2 separate regions of the Homo sapiens genome follow, and region 2 is linked to region 1. Evidence: chromatin loops called from intact Hi-C (ENCODE). Cell type or tissue: dorsolateral prefrontal cortex. All regions are shown on one strand.

Region 1 (5,000 bases):
ACTTCCTCATTTTATGTAAATTGTCCAACTTATTGCACAATGTTGTTTATAACATTCTCTAATTTTTTAATGTCCATAGAATTGATTTCTCCTTTCACTCCTAAAATTGGAAATTTTTGCCATCTTATTTTTTCCTTGCTCAATCTGGCTAGTGGGGTTATCCATTTTGTGATCTTTTCCAAAAAATGGCTTTTGGTTTAATTGATTTTATCTATTATTTGTCATTTTCTCTTTCATTGATTTGTACTCTTTATTACTTCCTTCTTTCTGCTCATGTTGAATTCAATTTATTCTTTTTCTAGTGTCTTAAGGTTCAAACTCAAATAAATATTTTTAGATCTTTCTTCATTCCTAAGCATTTTAATGCTATAAATTTGCCTCTAATCACCACTTTGCCTGCAACCCACAAATTTTGATATGTTGGATTTTCATTATTATTTAGTTCAAATAAATTTCCAATTTTCTTATGAGAAAATTAGACCTATGGGTTATTTGGAATGTGTTGTTTAATTACCAAATATTTAGAGATTTCCATATATCTATCTGTCACCGATTTTTAGTTAAATTCCACTGTGGTAAGAGAACATAATGTGTATGATTATAATCCTTTTAAATTTATTGAGACTAGCTTCATGGCTTAGGATCAGTCAGTATGGTCAATCCTGGAGAATATTCCATGCACACTTTAAGAAAGTATTCCACTACTGTTGGGTGGACTATTTTATAAATGTCAATTAGGTGAAGTTGGTCTGCAGGACTATTTCTTTCTTTTTTTTTTTTTTTGTGAGACAGAGTCTTGCTCTGTCACCCCAGCTGAAGTGCAGTGGCGCGATGTCCGCTCACTGCAAGCTCCGCCTCCCGGGTTCACGCCATTCTCCTGCCTCAGCCTCCTGAGTAGCTGGGGCTACAGGCACCCACCACCACGCCCAGCTAATTTTTTTTTTTTTTTGTATTTTTAGTAGAGACGGGGTTTCACCGTGTTAGCCAGGATGGTCTTGATCTCCTAACCTCATGATCTGCCTGGCTCGGCCTCCCAAAGTGCTGGGATTACAAGCATGAGCCAACCGCGTCCGGCCTACAGGGCTATTTCAAGTCATCTATACCCTTACAGGTTTCCTGTCTACTTGTCCTATTTATTACATAGAGAAAAGTGCTGAAATCCTGAAGTATAATTGTGGATTTGCCTGTTTCTCCTTTTAATGCTATTAGGTTTTGCTTCGTCCTACTTTGAAGCTCTGTTCTTAGATATACAAACAAGTAGAATTGTTCCATGCTCTTAATGAATTTTTCATTATGAAATGTGCCTGTTTATTGCTATTAATATTCCTTATTGTAAAACCTACTTTGATATTAATATTGCCACTCCCAACTCTATCAGATTATATTGAGGTATAATTAACAAACAACAAAATTCGCCAATTTTAAGTGTACAAATTGATGAGTTTTGAGAAATACATGCAGCTGTATAATCATCATCACCGTCACGATATAAAACATTTCCATCTCTCCAAAAAGTTTCCTTCTGCCCCTTTGCAGTCCCCTCCCCCAATGCCACCGTCACCTGACTCGGCACCTGATGTGTTTTCTGTTTCTATAGTTTTGACTTTTCCAGAATGTTACATAAATGAAATCAAAATAATAAGTAGAATTTTTGATAGAGCTTCTTTCCCTTCGTCTAATGAATTTGAGATTCATGAATGGTATTAGTTTGTTTCTTGTTATTGCTAAGTAGTATTCCATTATGTGGATATACCATATTTTGTTTATTCATTTACTAGTAGAATAACATTTGGCTTTCCTCCAGTTTGGGGCCATTATATTAAGCTGCTATAAAACTGGAGTACAAGTTTTTTTAATAGAATTGCGTTTTTATTTCCCTTGTAAATATGGTAAGACTAGTACTTGAGACAATAGTGCTCTTAAGCTGTCTCTCTTTAGTCATTAAGCTTCCAATTAGTCCTAGAATCAGTCTCAGTAGTTAGGAAATCATGACTGCATACTGAACACTGTACCAGGTGAAAGAGAGGAATATATAACAAAACGTTGAGATCGATAGGTATCGATATATGGCTTCAAGGCCGAGCAGAAGCCACCCGAAGCAAGGAGAAAAAATGCCAGGAAAGCTCACAAATATAGTTTTGATCTTCATGCTACTGTGAGAATTAAAAAAAAAGGTGAACATAAATAACAACCTTTGAAAATGTCAACACGTGAAGCTATTAACCAACTCCACATCCCTGTTTAGAAATTCCTGCTTACTATTCGAATATACACTTGACATACAATTGACGGACGTTCCAACACTATATTTAATTGGCAGAAATTACTTCTTAAGGGTACAAAGGGTTTTCTTTATGCACGCAAATGATTACTGTCGAAGGTAATCTGGGACTCGATTAACGGCTGTGTTAATTATTCTCCCTTCAGCAGACCTCAGTATCCGTTTAAGACTAAAGTGGCTAGAATTACCTGCCCACCCGGGCTCCCAGTTGTAACTGAGACAAGCGGAGGAGCCTGAGGAGCTGAAGACGCACAGGTGACGGTCGCGGATGGCCGGCAGGATCTGACATTTAAAATCGCCCTGCTCATCTGGGCCTCGGAGCCTTTGACAGGCGGGCGTGTCAGCGACAGTGTGGGGAAGGGGCTGGGCTCCGCCAGGCAGCGCGCGACGACGCCCTTGCCTTGGCCTTCACAGAGTAGAACCCGAGAAGCCCACTCGCCCGTCTTGGCCAACGCCCCCAACGCCCAGGGCTCCCCCCGCAGTCGGCGGGCAGGTGTGCGTGGTGCGCGAGCCCAGTGCGTGCCGGGTGCGGCGCCAGCAGCGGAGGGGCGGCCCGGCGCCCAGCGGAGAGCCGCTGGCTGGGTGGGTGTCGGCCTCCCCGCCTCCTTCTTCTCCCCGCCGGCTTGCCGGGGATGCTTGCGCGAGGCGCCCCCTCGCCTTTAAGCTCCCGGCCCCGGGGGGCGGTGTGTGTGAGTAGCTGGGAGGGGGCCGCGAGGCGCTCCGCCGAGGGCTCGTCCGGGTTTGTCCGCCGCCGTCACCTGACTCGTCGGAGGAGCCACAGCTGAGGTGGGGGCGGGGATGGGGACGCAGCTCGGAGCGCTAGAGAGACGCGGCGGCGCTGGCAGAAGAGGCGGCGGCGGGCGGGTACTGGCTTCTGGGGCCAGGGGCCAGGGGCGGTGGGCGCCGGGACCGCGGAGCTGAGGAGCGGGGCCCGGCCAGGGCTGGAGACTTTGCGCCCGGGGGCACCGGGGCTACGCGCGGTCGCACACATCCACCGGCGCGGCTTCCCTCGGCGGCCCGGGCTCCGCTCATCCTGCGGCGGGCGGCGCCGCTCAGGGGCGGGGTGAGTACCCGCGGCCGTACTCGGCCCCCTCCCCGCGCCAGGGTCTCGCGGGGATCCGCAGAGGATAATCCCAGGGTGCGGAGAAGGGCAGCGGCCGAGTGACAGCTCCGCGGAGCGCTCCAGGGCGGGCGGGGGACTGGGCTTCGCTGTCAGCCCGGCTCCTCTCCAAAGCCAGGAAGGGTGAGGCGCCCCAAGACTCCGGCGCCTCCGCAGAGCTCCCGGGCGGCCCCTGCGGCAGGGATTTGGAACCGGGGGGAAGGGGCCCGGGCGATGGGCCTCGGCGAGGCTTTGGAGCCGGCGGCGAGGAAGGAAGGGGAGGCGAGGGCATAACATGGCGCAACGCTAGGATAATCTCCTTCGCGACTGAGGGAGGACGAGCCCTTTGCTGCAGCAGCGCGAGGAGGAGGAGGGAGGCAGCCAGGGCTTGGGTATCCGATGCATTCCCCGAAGCCTGCGGGCTGCTAGGAGGAAAGTCTGCTGAGGTGGGAGATGGGCACCGGTGGGTGCGGCGCCCAGGGAATAACCCCAACGCACGTTGTGGCTAGTCCAGCACCCGCGGGTCAGGTTGCGGGGAAAGTGCTGATTGACAGGGGGGTCCCCAGGGGGTGAGTCTGGCCCTATGTGGGGGCCGGGGGAGAATGGGGACGGTGTCACGATGCTGCGACTGGAGCCCACGCTGGGGTTCCGTGACGGCCCTACTCACGGCCAAGACTCCCTGGACCGCATCGCAGGAGCGGGGCTTGGCGCGTTGCTGGCTCCGAGAGGTGGTGCCAGGGTGGGGATGGAGGAGGAGAGAGCCGCCGCGCGGCTGGAGGAGGCAAGGCCTGGGTGCTTGGAGGGTAGGGTCTGCGGATTAAAGCCGGACCGTCTCCCCTTGTTTCCTGCAGAAGAGGAGGCGGTAGACGCGACCACAGAAGATGTCGGGCCAAACGCTCACGGATCGGATCGCCGCCGCTCAGTACAGCGTTACAGGCTCTGCTGTAGCAAGAGCGGTCTGCAAAGCCACTACTCATGAAGTAATGGGCCCCAAGAAAAAGCACCTGGACTGTAAGCATCTCTTTATATAAGAGGGACATGCGCACGGCAGAGGCGCCTGGGATGCTGGTGGTGCGGCCTGCGCTCTTGGTCCATAATGCTGTGGCCTCTGATACTCCCAGCCAGGTTGCCCCTGAGCTGAAATTCTTCAGCTGTGAAGGTGTTCCCTTGGGTTAGCCATGAAACCTTGTCTTGTGAGCCATTTTTTCCTCTTATTGACCTCCAAGGTCTTGGTGGAGGGGGAAAAATACACACACACACACACACACACACGCATATGTATATACACACACACAAGAGAGAGATTGTACACACTGAATTAGATGTTTTTCACCTTTTTTTCTTTCTCCACCCACCCTCCCTTCTCCAAATTAGAGGAAATTAGAGGTTGCACAGTCAAAAAAAAAAAAGATGAATTTATGGAAGGTCAAACTTGTCACCCTAGTTCTTTCCTAAATACATTTCAGATAGTTCTAAGGTAGTATAATCTTTTTAAGTGTTGCTCCTGAGGATTGTTTTTGTGAGTATGGGTGTGTGTGTGTGTGTGTGAGGTATGTTACCATACCAAACTGAAATAAATTCAAGGTACTGAATGAGGAAATTGGACTTCATAGCTATGGC
Region 2 (5,000 bases), 140 kb before region 1:
GCCTAATCTATTTTGTCATTCAAGTATTTCCTAGATTCACCCAGTCTCACCCTCACTTCCACTGTCTTACAATGGTTCATCATTATTTCTTACCTGAAAAATTGCAGAACTTCCAGTTTTACTTTTGATGCCCTGACTAAGCCTATTTAACATATAACCCCCAAGACTACCTTCGGAATAAAGCCCATGGGTTCCCAACACTACATACAGGATCAGGACAGAACTCTGTACAAGAGTGTGCAAGATTTGGCCTCTGATTACCCTGCTAAAATGACCACAACTTCACACACCTAAACTCCTTGGAGTTCCCGCAAGGAGCCACACCGTTTCATGATCCTGCTTCTCTTTTCCAATGCTATTTCTTTTGCTCCCACTTCCCATTCATCTGACTAACTTTTCCAAGACTCAGCCAGGTAACCACAACTTATAATATACACTTCCCTGACCCTTCCCCCTACCACTGACAGATTTAGGCACTTCGTGCCCTGCCCATACTTGTAAAACTAACCAAACTAAATTCCATTACAACACTTGCCATGTGCTGTGACTACTTTTTCCTGTGTCCTTCACCAGTGCTAGCACACGGTAGGAAATTAGATGTAATGACTTCTATGTGTTATTTATGACCAGGGGCACTTTACAAACATCATCCAGCTCTTCATTTAACAGCTCTCGGAGGCAGGAAAACTGCAGAATTCTTAACATTTCACCTGAATAAAAGTGACACAGAATCTTAGATAAAGGCTGACTTCCTGTGACTAGGAACAGTAAACTAGCTCCGCAAGTTAAATAAACTTTTGACCCTTTCTATAACCATTCTCAATAATCTTTAGGATTTTCATTACATTTCTATTTTTTCCTACTCGGCAAACTTGTAAGACTGTAACTGTTAATCCCATTCTTCCTTCCAGATTGCAAGACAAAAGCAGCATACACACTCTGCCTGATGCGAAGTCAATTTCATTCGAACCCTTTAGGATTTAAAAATAAAAACTGTTTTGCCAGCACAAGATGTCACCGCTCTCTTACCATATCATCCCCTTTCCCTCTTCGTAATATATTCATCAAGTTCACTGAGTATGTATTCATCAACAGTCCCTTTACGTGGGACCGTGAGCCCCTACCTTTTTCAATTTGATGAGTGAGAAGATAAGTAACCTTGAAGCCAGATTTTCAGAGAGAGAGAGAGAGACTGCAGGACCAGCTGCGGAGCTGGGCTGCGCGATGCCCCTGGCTCCTCCCTGGGGCTGGAGGAGCGGGAGACCTTCGGCGAGGCCTGTCACTCACCTGACTGGGTGCCTGAATTGGTAAAGCTTTCCTGAGGCTGCGGTCATTCCAGGGCCATCGGGCATCTGGAGAGGAAAGGAAGTGAATCCAGTTATCACCCACCTCCTTCTAGAAAGTGGAAACGTGCACGACCCAGTGTTCCTCGTGCCCGCTGGGAATGTAACCCCAGGGCTCTCAGCAGCCTCGCTCCCGGCTGGGTGCCTGTGGCCCATCGCTCCAGAGGACACATCCGCCGCGTCGGCACCTTTATGGCCACCGGCAGGCGGGATGTTAAGCGAGAGGCAGGACCCGGTGTCTCGCATGTCTCTCTCAGGCCCTGCGTCCCGAGAGCCCTGGTCGATCTTCTGCACCCGTGGGAGGCGCGGCCTGAGACGCGTGGCTCACTCACCGCCTCCGCGGCGTGGTTCGGCGTCTCCTCTTCTTTCTTGCCTCCGGCGTCCACCCAGGGTCTCCAGAAGCCTGCGTATCTGCGGGATAGGGGAGCACAAGGCGCGCAGAGGAGACGTGAGCCCAGACCCGGGAGAATCCACCGAAGCCGAGCGCTGGCACCGGGCAGTGGGGGATGGAGAGTTGGAGGGGAGGAGCTGGGGAGGCGCAGGAGGGAGAGACGGGGGAAGCTGGGAGGCGCAGAGCAGCGCGGGGAAGCCTACCCGGAGTCCGCGCCCGCGCGCCGCGTAGGGCCGTCGGTGGCCGCGCACGCCGCAGCTCCACTCTCTGTACCCTCTGCGCCTCCCGCGTTCTCCATGACGCCGCAGAGCTGGGCGGAAGGCCGCTGCCAGCTCGCGGGCAATCTTGACCAGTTCCAGTAGGTCCGAGACCCGAGCTTTATATAGCCCTCGCGGCCTGCTGCACATTGAGAGGTTCGCTGCCTCTCCGCCCCTCTCCCTGCTAGCCGCATAAACAAAAAGGCTGCGCGTGAAGGCGCACCGGGCTGAGCCCCGGGTGTGAACGCGTGCAACTCCCAAATGGCCCGGGACAGGGTTTTGTCGAGCGAATGTTAATCGCCCTTCGACACATGGCTGCGGAGAAAAACAACATTCGCCCGAGCAGCCAATTTCCGTGTGAAGAGGCCAGGAGGAGATGGAATTAAGCGAGTCTACACGTTTTGTGGATTTCTGCAAAAAGGCCAAGTGACTGGTTAATTGCTTGATTCGCTGGAGACTCAGGACTTGGCCTGTGGCAAATCAACTGGTTCTGCATCCCGTGTTCTAAAAGCTGGGATGCAGACTAGAATTCAAAGGAATAAACTTAATTCCTCTTCATGGAACAATTTTCTAAAAAATGGGGAGAATGCATGGACTCCTTAAGAGAGGAATGTCGGTTTTTTAAAAAAGTATTGATAAACTAGGTTCATACTCCAGCCTATTATTATTTGAAGATAATAGAAAATTATTGGCAACAAGAGGTAAATTGTAAAAGATTCGCTGTTCTGGCTAAGAGAGCCAGAGACTGGAGTCATGTGATTTGGGCATAGAGCTCTAAATTATCTTCTCGTGTCTTTTGTGATTTTCCCCAACATTTTATCAGTGTCCTCCTACAATAACTTTTGAGTTCGTCTATACACCTCTGTCACTACTTGGTATTTTGTCACTCAATGGTAATTACAAAATTCTTTTTTGAGGGCAGTGTTGTGGAATGATAATGAAATCTTGAAAAGTTATGATATGAGACAAGTTAATCAAACGTCTGCACCCCTGTTTCTCTGATTTGAGTTACCCCTCACTTATCTACCACTAAACTTTGTAAAAAGTGTTATGCATCGAGGAAAAGATGATATATAAATGTTATAATTTTTTTCAAAATGTTTTAAATAATAAAACTGGACTTTCTCTTAAAAGTTTAGACAAAAATCTTGATTGTAAACTATAGTTGTCTCTGCTATTCATTCAGCTACTGCATAGGAAAATAATTTAATTATTAATAGTAGCTAAGAGCCTATAATGATCTACCTGCCAGGAAGGTGAGATTTGGGTTGCTTCTGATAAGAAAATCAGTAAGGATAGATACCTAATGCATGTCTGCATCCCCTACAGTTATTGTTAGGCTAAATAAAATAAAGCTTATAAAATGCGTTTTGCAGTGCCTGGCATATAGTAAGCCTTCAACAGATTTTAAGCTACGTAAAAAAATATAAGGCCTTAACAGATGTTAACCTTTCTGATAAAATGGCTTATTATTTCAGTTCCATAATGTAAACTAGTTAAATCATTGTGGAAGATGGTGTGGTGATTCCTCAAAGACCTAGAACCAGAAGTACCATTTGACCTAGCAATCCCATTACTAGGGATATATGCAAAGGAATATCAATCGTTATTTTACAAAGATGGCATGCATAATGTTTGTATGCGTATGTTCATTGCAGCACTATTTGCGATAGCAAAGATATGGATTCAACTCAAATGCCCATCAGTAATAGACTGGATAAAGAAAATGTGGTACATACACAACACGAAATACTATGCAGCCATAAAAAGGAACAAGATCATGTCCTTTCCAAGGACGTGGATGGAGCTGGAAGCCGTTATCCTCAGCAAACTAACGCAGGAACATAAAACCAAACACTGCATGTTCTCACTTATAAGTGGGAGCTGAATAATGAGAACATCTGGACACAGGGAGGGGAAAAACACACACTGGGCATGTCAGTGGGTGGGGTGGGAGGAGAGAGAGGATTAGGAAAAATAGCTAATGCATGCTAGGCTTAATACCTAGGTGATAGGTTGATAGGTGCAGCAAACCACCATGGCACATGTTTACCTATGTAACAAACCTGCACATCCTGCACATGTACCACAGAACTTAAAATGAAAATAAAAAATAAAAAAAAATCTTTTTGAGGTGGCTGTAATGTGCTAACTACTGTGCTTTCCAGATAAGGACAGTAAGGTATTCCTCCTATCCTTGAGAAGGTTACAATTATTCCAAACTCTGACCACTACAATAAACACATAAGCAAAAAAAAAAAAAAAAAAAAAAATTTAAAGTGACACATTCAATAGTAAAAGCGCATTTTAGGCAGATAGGTGGGAGGAACTTAAGAAGTCTGTTTGGGATAACCAGGAAAGCCTTCTTAGAGTAAATCAAATCTAAGTTGATATTTTTGGAAGGATTAATCAAAGAATGGTATTGTCTGGGTTGTTCAGGAGTGAGAAGAAAAGGGACTGGATATCTCTGGAGCAGAGATGCTGTAGAGATAGAAGGGGTTTGGACTATCAAGAGCCTAAAATTCTATGCTAAGTCATTTTCACTTTATTCTGTAAGCACTGATGAAAGATTTTAAGCAGGAAAGTGGAATGGCATTTTATAAAAATCACTCAGGCAGCCATATGGAAAATGGATTTAGGAAAGGCTAGAGATAGGGAGTCCATTTAAAAGGCCACTGTAATCGTCTAGGCAAGAGATAGTAAGATGTGCACTAAGAATGGAGATGAAGGGATAGATTTGAAGGATACTTAGGAAATAGAACCTGAGGAACTACTTGAGTCATAAAATGTAGGAGGACTTGAAAGTGGAGTCTGGATATATTCCCAGGTTTCTAGCCCGATTAAGTGAGTAAATGGTGATGGCTCAAACACAGACATAGAAAACAGGGAGCATAGGATAAAGAGCAGGTGAGATCCTCTTATGTTGTTTTATTCTGTTAATGATGTGCAGGAAAAAAATAATGAGTTTGGTTTTGAATCTTAAATCAGTCAGGATGGGCTGGGCTATTT

Evidence for each region. Hi-C counts contacts between places; a loop is a spot of excess contacts. Peaks named below come from ENCODE experiments on the same cell type or tissue, not always from the same donor. Only the 100,000 strongest peaks of a DNase experiment are listed, where the experiment ranks them.
Region 2: a loop joins it to region 1, with 13 times the contacts of the local background. A loop is called at or near these places in 7 of 110 quality-filtered maps.

What each region holds. Positions count from the first base shown.
Region 1 is chr6:83,707,189-83,712,188 of GRCh38, reverse strand. SNAP91 (synaptosome associated protein 91) reads left to right here and starts at 3,088. Exons shown (of 30, transcript NM_001242792.2): 1 at 3,088-3,344; 2 at 4,232-4,391. The coding sequence starts at 4,262. It overlaps LOC105377879 (a long non-coding RNA gene), which reads right to left and starts at 2,747. Exons shown (of 3, transcript NR_136251.1): 1 at 2,470-2,747. RefSeq lists silencers at 2,816-2,875, 3,206-3,415, 3,825-4,119. In dorsolateral prefrontal cortex, CTCF peaks have their summits at 3,123 and 4,164; DNase peaks (open chromatin) are centred at 3,058, 3,328, 3,768 and 4,138; H3K4me3 peaks cover 3,004 bases; H3K27ac peaks cover 2,568 bases.
Region 2 is chr6:83,850,449-83,855,448 of GRCh38, reverse strand. RIPPLY2 (ripply transcriptional repressor 2) reads right to left here and starts at 2,089. Exons shown (of 4, transcript NM_001009994.3): 1 at 1,938-2,089; 2 at 1,676-1,754; 3 at 1,288-1,352. The coding sequence starts at 2,032. RIPPLY2-CYB5R4 (RIPPLY2-CYB5R4 readthrough) reads right to left here and starts at 2,089. Exons shown (of 18, transcript NR_174604.1): 1 at 1,938-2,089; 2 at 1,676-1,754; 3 at 1,288-1,352. In dorsolateral prefrontal cortex, CTCF peaks have their summits at 1,979 and 2,183; DNase peaks (open chromatin) are centred at 1,548 and 2,078; H3K4me3 peaks cover 3,008 bases; H3K27ac peaks cover 3,085 bases.